Regions from separate parts of the Homo sapiens genome. Here regions 1 and 3 are each linked to region 2. The links are chromatin contacts, found by Hi-C or POLR2A ChIA-PET in ENCODE. All regions are on one chromosome and are shown on one strand. The core of a region is the stretch at or near the end of the contact, and the rest is flanking DNA. Distances in the headings are between cores, read along the strand shown. Region 1 holds the start of LINC03050 (long intergenic non-protein coding RNA 3050). Region 2 holds the start of SPRED2 (sprouty related EVH1 domain containing 2). Region 3 has its middle 29 kb from the start of LINC03050.

The links. A loop is a pair of places that touch in the nucleus more often than their neighbours do. ChIA-PET counts read pairs that join two places held with the same protein, here RNA polymerase II (POLR2A). Pooled maps may share reads with other maps.
Region 1: a map with no recorded cell type shows a loop between it and region 2 (2.3-fold over the local background). The contact joins the promoter of LINC03050 here to the promoter of SPRED2 in region 2. A Hi-C loop is called at or near these places in 20 of 37 single-sample maps with no recorded cell type and 10 of 50 pooled maps. POLR2A ChIA-PET finds 5 or more read pairs at or near these places in 1 of 52 experiments (RWPE1).
Region 3: a loop to region 2 is called in a map of dorsolateral prefrontal cortex, with 4 times the contacts of the local background. The contact joins the enhancer-like site here to the promoter of SPRED2 in region 2. A Hi-C loop is called at or near these places in 9 of 168 maps with a recorded cell type or tissue (CD4-positive, alpha-beta memory T cell, IMR-90, MCF 10A and 6 more), 2 of 37 single-sample maps with no recorded cell type and 12 of 50 pooled maps. POLR2A ChIA-PET finds 5 or more read pairs at or near these places in 9 of 52 experiments (AG04450, H1, MCF 10A and 6 more).

The regions. Positions count from the first base shown.
Region 1 is chr2:65,601,071-65,604,942 of GRCh38, forward strand. LINC03050 (long intergenic non-protein coding RNA 3050) reads right to left here and starts at 1,295. Exons shown (of 3, transcript NR_182288.2): 1 at 87-1,295. RefSeq lists enhancers at 1-580, 581-1,174.
Region 2 is chr2:65,431,127-65,434,724 of GRCh38, forward strand. SPRED2 (sprouty related EVH1 domain containing 2) reads right to left here and starts at 1,473. Exons shown (of 6, transcript NM_181784.3): 1 at 836-1,473. The coding sequence starts at 861. RefSeq lists silencers at 1-325, 356-405, 1,176-1,375.
Region 3 is chr2:65,571,606-65,575,200 of GRCh38, forward strand. No RefSeq gene overlaps it. Among named protein-coding and RNA genes, the nearest start is that of LINC03050, 29 kb to the right of the region's middle. Within about 2 kb of position 1,691, at least 2 of the 41 ENCODE cell types and tissues checked have a DNase peak (open chromatin) inside an H3K27ac peak, as active enhancers do; they include mammary epithelial cell, where a contact is called at or near this core.

The sequences.
Region 1 (3,872 bases), core at 45-2,544, 170 kb after region 2:
CCCGGACGGGCGGCTGGCCGGGCGGGGGGCTGACCCCCCCACCTCCCTCCCGGACAGGGTGGCTGCTGGGCGGAGACGCTCCTCACTTCTCAGACGGGGCGGTTGCCAGGCAGAGGGTCTCCTCACTTCTCAGACGGGTCAGCCGGGCAGAGACGCTCCTCACATCCCAGACGGGGCGGCAGGGCAGAGGCGCTCCCCACATCTCAGACGATGGGCGGCCTGGCAGAGACGCTCCTCACTTCCTAGATGGGATGGCGGCCGGGCAGAGACGCTCCTCACTTTCCAGACTGGGCAGCCAGTCAGAGAGGCTCCTCACATCCCAGACGATGGGCGGCCAGGCAGAGACGCTCCTCACTTCCCAGACGGGGTGGTGGCCAGGCAGAGGCTGCAATCTCGGCACTTTGGGGGGCCAAGGCAGGCAGCTGGGAGGTGGAGGTTGTAGCGAGCCGAGATCATGCCACTGCACTCCAGCCTGGGCACCATTGAGCACTGAGTGAACGCGACTCCGTCTGCCATCCTGGCACCTCGGGAGGCCAAGGCTGGCGGATCACTCGCGGTTAGGAGCTGGAGACCAGCCTGGCCAACACAGCGAAACCCCGTCTCCACCAAAAAAATACGAAAACCAGTCAGGCGTGGCGGCGCGCACCTGCAATCGCAGGCACTGGGCAGGCTGAGGCAGGAGAATCAGGCAGGGAGGCTGCAGTGAGCCGAGATGGCAGCAGTACAGTCCAGCTTCGGCTCGGCATCAGAGGGAGACCGTGGGGAGAGGGAGAGGGAGAGGGAGAGGGAGAACCTAAATATACTTCTTTGTAGAGAGGATCGTGAACTGCTTTAAGTCTGGTGGCATCAGAGGAAAAATTAGACATCTTCAGGTTGATTCCACAGAGCAGTTGTTTCCTTTTTCACTTGACTTACATAGAATTAAGTCAGGTTATATAAATAAATGTAAAATCAAGTTGGTTTTTCCATTGTAAGGAGAAAAATGCTTTCATATTACTTAAAATGCATTTCAATAAATATAGAAAATTACATACAAATGGCCGGGTGCGGTGGCTCATGCCTGTAATCCCAGAACTTTGGGAGGCTGAGGCATGCGGATCACCTGAGGTTGGGAGTTCGAGACCAGCCTGACCAATATGGAGAAACCCTATCTGTACTAAAAATACAAAATTAGCCGGGCGTGGTGGCACATGCCTGTAATCCCAGCTACTCAGGAGGCTGAGGCAGCAGAATCGCTTGAACCCGGGAGGCGGAGGTTGCGGTGAGCCGAGATTGTGCCGTTGCACTCCAGCCTGGAAAACAAGAGTGAAACTCCGTCTCAAAAGAAAAAAAAAATTTACATACAAATTATATACCCCACATGAGAGTTTCTTGTGAGGAATTATAGTCCCCTACAACTACCAAGTCCCCTACAAAAAACAATTTACCTTACCCCCGCTTTTTTTTAGTAGAAATTGACACTGGGTTGAGGGTGTCCTATGGAATGAATGAGTAAAACTGAAACATTCGACTTGTTAGAAGGAAACATGACCATGATTTCAAGGATGATCCAATGTAGCTTGGCGGCAGCCCCTGATAGCTCTCCTGCTATGTGTTTTTTTTTTGGTAGCAGTGATGGAGAAAACAATGAAGATGAAATTTCCAGGAAATAACCCAATCAGGTGTTGCTTAATGGAGTCTACTGTCATTAAAATCCAATTTGATTCATTTGGAGAGTGAAATATCACAATTGCAACTGCACCATAATGGCTTTTTGGAAGATGGAATTTGTATAAACTGGGTTAATCCCTTGATCACCAATTCAAATAAAAATAGATAAAACATGAGGAGGTTGGCAGGGGTGAAGGACTGGGAATAGCAACGGTGTTGCCAGAAGGTGTCTTTCCTGCCAAGGGGAATTGGCATAGGGAACCGTCTCTGAGCCCAAGTTCTGGAAGCCACAACCTGATGGAGACAGAAGACAGATTGCCTAGGTCCAGCTGGGGAGTGGAGCCCTGCTGGCCCAGCCAGATCACAAGTGAATTGCCCCTCTGACCTACACATGTGCTCTGTGTGTCGAAATTTGCATTTCTTTCCATTTAGAATTTTGCTTTCTATTAGCCCACAAGAAGTTTAATGGCTGTCATGAACAAGTTTTGTTGTGTTTTCCTTTGGAAATGTAGCTGTTAGGAAATCATTCAATGAGTTCTGGGTTTATACCTAGAAATGGTCCCCTGGAAGTCTGGAAGAGTTAGATGCTACCACAAGGTTCTACCAGACGTGCAGGGCATAACTTGTACACGCAGGCTGGGTCAGCCGTATTGAGTGGATTGCAGGAGGAAACCTTAACTATGAGGCTGCTACCTTGGACTTGAAATACTTTGACAATCAACAATTAGTGAGAATTGGGATAAGATTTGTTTCTCCTTGGCAAATTCTTCTAACATTCTACAAGCAAAATGGGATTTCAAAGGCAAGAATTGCTCAGTGATGACAAACTTTTAATTACCTCACATACAAAAGATTGGCATGGTATTTATGATTTTTAATATAGTCATTAAAAAAGACTCCACAAGAATCTCTACTAAGCTGTGCTTGATTTGCCTGTACATTGGGTAGGATGCCTTTGAATGCAAGTTACAGAAAGCACAGGTCAGAATGGTTTAGGCCATTCTGGATAATTTGTTATCTTGCATAGGGTAAGTTGCAGGTTGGTTCCAAAATCAACATCCCAAGATATACAAGTGTCTCCCATTCTTTCCATTTTGCCCTTCTCAATGAGCTTTGTGCTTTCTCCTTGTGCCAAGATAGCAGCCAGATTTCTGACATCAAAATAGATATGACCTTGTCCAGCAGAAGAAAATTCTCCCTGTGTGTTGCTTTTTATTATTATGGAAAGATTTCTCAGAAACCCCTTCATTGACCTTCTGTCACATCTCATTGGCCAGCACTGGATCACAATCGCTTCCTAAATCAGTCAGTAGGGAGGTGAATGGGCTCACACTGACTACTTAGAGCTATAGATGAATCAACTCCTGGGTCAAGTGGGCAAGAGGTGGATCCCTGACCAAAATCTCACACACATGTACATACGTGCATGCCTATCCAATAATAGCCAACTGCTGAAGTGTGTGTACTCCACAGGCAGATGCTGATGCCAAGTTTGGGGTGCAAAATGTTATTAGGGTTCAATTCCTTTGAAGGGAAGGGAGAGAAAGCGGGGTTGGGTAGTGGAAGGAGTTGAACTGCAAGGTAGGCCTGAAAAAGTCTGGGCCATTTCTTGGCTTTGGAGGGTTCCGGGGCAAGTATTGCCTGCTTGTATCCTGCATTGGGTCGAAATGACCAGGACTTTATACCTAGGAGATGACTCATCAGATGTGGGCTGCTGGGAGAGGCAGCTCTCTGCAGCTGAGGCAGATTTGGAAGGCTACATTCCCCATAGCTGGGCAGAAGGTCCTGCCCTGCTGGGGGATCAGGGTGGTATACCCCCATGTATGTCATGCCAACCGTGTCTGTCACAGCCCAGTGTGCATAACTACATGAGTGTGAAAAATATATAACTGCATTTATTTAAAAGGATTTTATAGTCTCTTCTGGCCACTAGTCCAAACTCTCTCTTTCTCTATTCCCAGCCTCAATTTTTCCAGAGCAGCAGGGTTTTACTATATTATGTTTATGTATGGATTGTAGGTGGTTAGAGCTCAATCAGCTCTTGAAACTCACCTGTTCAATACGAGCATTAGTTAAGGAAGCCAGGGTCCATATGAGTTCTGGACCTCAACTTGAAATCTTTCATGTAGTAGGCATTCAATGAATACTTGTTAAATTGAATTAATCAAGGACACAGACTCAGGATTAGAACCTTGCTCTCCCAGCTTCTAGTCCAGTGTTCT
Region 2 (3,598 bases), core at 223-2,722:
CCCTCCGGCGGAGCGCCCCGAGCATTGTTCCCCTCGGGCCCGCGGGCCAGGCACAAGCCCGTGCACGCGCACCCGCGAGGACACTCACATACACACACACACACGCGCGCCCCCAGCGCGATGCCCCGCACGCCCCCGCCGCACACGCCTCGGTCCGCCCCGAGCCGCCCGACCCCGCAGGACGCGTGTGCCGGCCACAAGCGCGTGCACAGGCACTCACGCGCCGCGGGGCCCCTCGGGCGGCTCCAGCACGCCGGCCCGCGCGGGGACCCTGGCGCACCAGACCCCCGCGCAGCCCGCGCCTGTCCTCCTCTCGCTCCGCCGTGTTTTTTATGAATGAAAATGTGGTATGCAAATGAGAGCGATTCAAGAAAACGAAATGGCGGAGCCTAGGCCCCAGTGGGCTCCGGAGCGGACTGCAGGGCTCGCGGGGCGGCGGGAGTCACAAAGTCACTGTGCAAAAACCCACCAGCCCCGGGAAGCCGGAGTGGGGGTGTCAGGTCTTCCGCTCTAGCCGCCGAGGATTTCGGGGGCGGGGGAGCTGTAAGTCCTCCGAGAGGGAGCGGAGACCGCCGGGAGGTCACCCGCACGCCCTTGGCCCCCGGAGCTGCCACCAGCCCGCCGACCCTAGGCGTGCGCCCGCCAGCCCGCAGCAGTTTTTGCCCTCTCCTCACTTCAACAAGCAGGGAAGCCTCGCGTCCCAACGCCGAAAGGTCAGCGAGTCGCTGCACCCCACGCCAAGTTCACCCAATAAGCGTCCCCGCCCGCATCCTCAGCCCCGGCCCCCACGCTGCCCCTGAGGGGCACCCTCGTCCCACCCCGCGACCAAACTTACTCGTCTGGGTGTGTTTCTTCGGTCATTTTCTTGTTCACCTAGACGCCTGTCCCGCGGCGGGCAGCTTTGCTCCCTTCATCTTCCTGTCCGCTCGCCCCCCTTCTTCACATCTCCGGAGATCGCCTGATTTGGGGAGGGGGGGCGGCTAGAGATGAAGAGGGCGCCGCAGCAGAAGGGGAAGCAGGGCGCGGGATAGGGTTTGGGGGAAGGGGTGCAAAGGCAGGCTGCGCGGGGAGTGAACGCCGCAGCGCCGTGGGGAGAGGCGGGCGGAGGCTCCGGGGGCTCGGGAGCGGGCAGAGGGGGCGAGATTTGGGAAGGGGACGGCGGTGGGGGAGAGCAGGAGAAAAACAAGCGCGCCTCGGAGCGGCAGGGACTGCTGCGAGGAGGAGGAGAGCGCCGGCCGCGGGTGGGGGGGCTCAGTCCGGGGTCGCCCCCGGGGGGCCGGGCCAATCACGGTTCCGGGGAGCGGTCGGCGGCCGGGGGAGGTGCGCCTGGGAGGCGGTGCAGGGCGCCCCGTCCGAGCCCCATCTCTCGACTCCACCGATTTACTCCATATTGGATTCTCACCGCCGCCAACAGGAGGAGGAAGTAGGGCGGAAGCGATGACGTCTTCCCAGCGGCCAGAGGTGGTGGAGTGCAAAAAGCTTCCTACTTGCGACCGAAAAAAAGGGAGAAGAAAAAAAAAAAAACTTTGTCCCGCCTACTGAGCACGCCCCGCTTCCTCTCCCCCTCCCTCCTGGCTTCCACTCCCGGGGGAGCCGCGGAGCCGAGTTGTTTGCTTGCGCCGCGACCGTCTGGCTCCGAATCCTCCTTGATTAGGGCTCCGGGTTTTAGGAAGCCCGAGAGGAGGGAGGAGGCGGGAGCGGAGGACTCGTACACATCTGGCTCCCGTTTTTGCCCCCTCCCTCCTTCCAAACACCAAGATTAAAAATCGGGGGGTTGGGCGGGGGCAGAGATGGGAAACTCAAGGGAGGGGAGGGAGTAAAACAGCTGAAGAGGTGCTCAGGCTCAGAGGCACAACTACCCCCACCGCGGGGTGGGAAGGTAGGGGCGGCGCAGGTGCCAGGGGCTGGCTTCTCCAGCCCAACCCAACCAGAGAGGGGAGGGGGTTCGACTTTGCCAAGGTTCTGAAAGGCAGAGGCTTTTCCGTTTCACGTGAATCTTGTGATTTTTTTTCTTTTTTGTCTCAATAGAGGAATGGATTTTTGTTTTGTTTTGTTTTGAGATGGAGTCTCGCTCTGTCCTCAGGCTGGAGTGCAGTGGCGCGATCTAGGCTCACTGCAACCTCCACCTCCTGGGTTCAAGTGATTCTCCTGCCTCAGCCTCCCGAGTAGCTGCGACTACAGGCGCGCGCCACCACGCCCAGCTAATTTTTGTATTTTTAGTAGGGAGGGGGTTTCATCATGTTGGCCAGGATGGTCTCGATTTCTTGACCTCGTGATCCGCCTGCCTCGGCATCCCAAAGTGCTGGGATTATAGGCATGGGCCACCGCACCCGGCCAAGGAACGGATGTTTTTAAGAATCATTACTCATGCAAAGAAAAAGGTCAACCCAGCACAGCCCAGAAACGTTTGCATTTCCGTAGAAATTATGGAATTTCTCGCGTTAAGAAGCAGCCCCGGCCGGGCGCGGTGGCACACGCCTGTAATCCCAGCACTTTGGAAGGCCGAGGCGGGCAGATCACCTGAGGTCGGGAGTTCGAGACCAGCCTGACCAACATGGTGAAACATCGTCTGTACTAAAAATACAGAATTAGCCGGGCGTGGTGGCGCGTGCCTGTAATCCCAGCTACTCGGGAGCTGAGGCAGGAGAATCGCTTGACCCCAGGAGGTGAAGGTGGCGGTGAGCCAAGATTGTGCCACTGCACCCCAGCCTGGGCAACAAGAGCAAAACTCCATCTCAAAAAAAAAAAAAAAGAAGAAGAAAGAAAGAAAGAAAAAGAAACAAGAGACATAGTCCCTATCCCTTGCTGCTCTCCAAACACAGTAGACTTTTCCATCCTCTTGAATGTCCATGGGACAATCCAGATACGATGTTAACTAAATAGCAACCACTGAACAGGTTAAGAGATTAAATATTTGCCTCAGGCTGGGCGCAGTGGCTCATGCCTGTAATCCCAGCACTTTGGGAGGCTGAGGTGGGCGGATCACCTGAGGTCAGGCGTTTGAGACCAGCCTGGCCAACATGGCAAAACCCTGTCTCTACTAAAAATATAAAAATTAGTTGGGTGTGGTGGTGGGCACCCATAATCCCAGCTACTCAGTAGGCCGAGGCAGGAGAATTGTTTGAACCCAGGAGGAGGAGGCTGCAGTGTACCGAGATTGCACCATTGCACTCCAGCCTGGGCAACAAGAGCAAAACTTTGTCTCTAAATAAATAAATAAATGCCTCAAATTTAGTATTCCTAAAATTTACATACATATAAGAGCCACAAATGCTCCAAAAAGTTTCACCTTGAGTCAGGGATAAACTGGTGGTTTACTCCAGGCTTTGTGCTTATCACAGCCATGATCTCTGTAGACATGGAGTAGGGTTCACGCTGGTGATGTGTGGTGGTGGGGAGGGCATGAACCAGGGGATGGAACAGCTTGGTTCTGGTTTTCTCCTAGCAGTCCTGAGACCCCGAGTGAGTTTCTTTATAAAACAGGAATAACAAGGCCAAGCTTGTCTTTATCAGTTTTTGAGGCCATTGAGAGTTCCTGAGAAAGTACTAAGCAAAGGCAAGATCTCATTGTCTTCCAAATCCTCAGATGGCTAAGGAA
Region 3 (3,595 bases), core at 441-2,940, 140 kb after region 2:
TGGAGACAGAGTCTCACTCTCTTACCCAGGCTGGTGTGCAAAGTGGTGCGATCTTGGCTCACTGCAACCTCTGCCTCCTGGGTTCAAGCGATTGTCCTGTCTCAGCCTCCTGAGTAGCTAGGATTACAGGCACCCGCCACCACGCCCGGCTAATTTTTGTATTTTTAATAGAGACGAGGTTTCTTCATGTTGGTCAGGCTGGTCTCGAACTCCTGACCTCAGGTGATCCGCCTGCCTTGGCCTCCCAAAGTGCTAGGATTACAGGTGTGAGGCACCGTGCCTGGCCAAGAAGTACGATTTTTGCAAAAAAAAAAAATTCATATAAGAACATGTCCTGGCTAAAAAAAACTAAAGAAATAAAGAATAAAAATAATTTTTAAAAGTCTTTTTTGTTTTTTAAAGCAACCAATTTGCTCCATAGTTATTATGTGAGAGATCTTTAGAATTGTGGATGGCTGGGAAACTACTCATTTGCCACTCATCAAGTAGATTGGTTTTGCTTTTGATTTCTTGGTGATTTCTTGAAAAATGTATCTGCCCTCCCCCCAGCCCCGCCCCGCAAATTCATATGTTGAAGCCCTTAATGGCCCAGAACTTCAGAATGTGACTGTAGATTGTATTTGGAGATAGGGCCTTTAAAGAAGTCATTAAGTTAAAACAGTCTTTAGGGTGGGCCCTAATTCAGTATTACTGGTATCTTTATAAGAAGTGGGGATTAGGACCCAGCCAACACGGGCTGAAGGACAGCCATGTGAGGACACAGTGGAAAGGTGGCTATCTGCAAGACTGGGCATGGTGGCTTACACCTGAAATCCCAGCACTTTGAGAGGCCGAGGTGAGAGGATTGCTTGAGCCCAGGAGTTCAAGACCAGCCTGTGCAATGTGGTGAAACCCTGTCTCTACAAAACAATACAAAAAATTAGCCAGGCATGGTGGCGTGCACCTGTAATCTCAGCTACTCGGGAGGCTGAGGTAGGAGAATTGCTTGAATCCAGGAGGTGGAGGTTGCAGTGAGCTGAGATCCAGCCACTGCACTCCAGTCTGGGCAACAGAGAAGACACTGTCTCAAAAAAAAAAAAAAAAAAAAAAAAGAGAAAAGAAAAAGATGGCCATTTGCAAACCAAGAAGAGAGGCCTCAAGAGAAAATAACTCTCCAACAAAACACTTTGGGCTTCTGTTAAGCCCCCAAGTTTGTTATGGCAGCCCCAGCAAACTAATACATTTGGTTTTTTTTTTTTTTTCTTTTTGAGATGGAGTCTTGCTCTGTCGCCCAGGCTGGAGTGCAGTGGCGCGATCTTGGCTCACTGCAAGCTCCGCCTCCCGGGTTCATGCCATTCTCCTGCCTCAGCCTCCCGAGTAGCTGGGACTACACGCGTCCGCCACCACGCCCGGCTAATTTTTTGTATTTTTAGTAGAGACGGGGTTTCACCGTGTTAGCCAGGATGGTCTGGATCTTCTGACCTCGTGATCCGCCCGCCTCGGCCTCCCAAAGTGCTGGGATTACAGGCGTGAGCCACCACGCCCGGCCACATTTGGGTTTTGTATGACTTGCTTCATTCAGGCCAAAGATAAATTGAGGAACATATATATATATTTGTATTGGACATTTGCTTGGATCCAAAATATGGCAAAATCAAGTCTGTTTATCTAGCGGGAACTTAGCCATTGACTACTTGAGGACTGTTTCTCTTCAAACCTTTGGGGACAGTGACATCTAGTGGTAGTTTCTTTTATATACCCTTTTCAGTTCTCTTCTGGCCGTACATTAGAATCACTTGAGGGGATGGGAAAAACAAAACAAAACAAAAAACAAAAGGCCTTGCGCGGTGGCTCAAGCCTGTAATCCTAGCACTTTGGGAGGCCGAGGCGGATGGATTGCCTGAGCTCAGGAGATCGAGACTAGCCTGGGCAACACAGTGAAACCCCATCTCTACTAAAAAAAAACAAACAAAAAACAAAAAGAAAATTAGCCGGGCGTGCGCCTGTAATCCCAGCTGCTCGGGAGGCTGAGGCAGGAGAATCACTTGAACCAGGGAGGCGGAGGTTGCAGTGAGCCAGGATCGCGCCACTGCACTCCAGCCTGGGTGACAGAGGGAGACGCTGTCTCAAAAAAAAAAAAAAAAAAAAAAAAAAAAAAAAAAAAAAAAAGGCCAATGCCTAGGCTTTACCTAGCCAATTATGCCAGAATCTCTGGGAATGGGAACCAGTCATCAGTATTTAAAAGGGCTTTCTACATTAGTCCAAAGTGTACCCAAGGTTGAGAAGCACAGATTCTTAATGAAAGCAACTCTGGATTGTAAAAATATGAGCTCATATTATGTTGCCATTTCTCACAATATGAAAAAGTTTGTTAACTTCTGCACTTATTTATTGTCCCTCTGCCTCCAAAGAAGGTAAAATACATGAGGGAGGGAGCACGGTCTGGTTAGCTTTTGGATGCCAAGAGCCTGGAACAGTGCTGCACAGTCTGGGCTCATAATAGCTTTTGTGAAATGAATGAATGAAAAATAGAGCATGGGACCAGGCGCCCGGTGGCTCACGCCTGTAATCCCAGCACTTTGGGAGGCCGGGGCGGGAGGATCACCTGAGGTCAGGAGTTCGAGACCAGCCTGGCCAATGTGGTTAAACCCCGTCTCTACTAAAAATACAAAAATTAGTTGGGCGTGGTGGTGGGTGCCCATAATCCCAGCTACTCAGGAGGCTGAGGCAGGACAATCGCTTGAACCCGGGAGGCAGAGGTTGTAGTGAGCCGAGATCGTGCCATTGCACTCCAGCCTGGGCAACAAGAGCTAAAAACTCTGTCTCAGAAAAGAAAAAGAAAAAGAAAAAGAAAAATAGAGCATGCTGTCAGGTTGCATTAATCTGGAATATGGCTGTCATGTGAAACAGCAGTCTCACTGTGAAGTTTAGGACATGTTATATTTGGTTCAATTGAAAGTAACTTATGGAATCTTATAGGATTCCAAATGTCTGAAACAGACGTTTCTTGGTCTGTCATACAACTTTGGTTGACTTCTTGGCATCTTTATGCCTCTGATCCTAGGAGAGGATTTTCTGAGTTTCAATATAGCAGCAGGTTCTCAATGTCTACTAAGTGTTCTAGTTAAAAAGAAATGTTAAACTATTAGCTTTTCTTCTGTGCTTTTCTCCCCATTGTCTTGAGGCTTAGAAAGTTCTATATTATTACAAAACCAGTGAAATACACACTTACAACATTTCTAGTTTTAAAACTACTTCTTTTTTATATTTTATGGCCTAAAATAACTGGGATTAAATTTTCTGCGTATGGTGCATAGTGAGTATTGAACTTTCTATTCTTTTCTTAACCCTGAGAGTCCATCTTCCCCACATGACTTGCGGATACTCCATGACTTTGCTCATTTGTGATGCACACTTTTTCCCGCAGTAAGTCTTTTTATATACTAATGTGAGAGGTGTTAGAATGGGACTTTTCCTGGCAAAGTGTGTGGAAAACAATTCCTCACTTGCAGACTCTCAAGGGAAATCTCTGGGGAACTGCTCCCTGACTTTTGGACATCCTTAAAAACAGAGATGAGAGAAAGAAAAAGAACAAGCCTTGGTGAAGAGGTTTCTT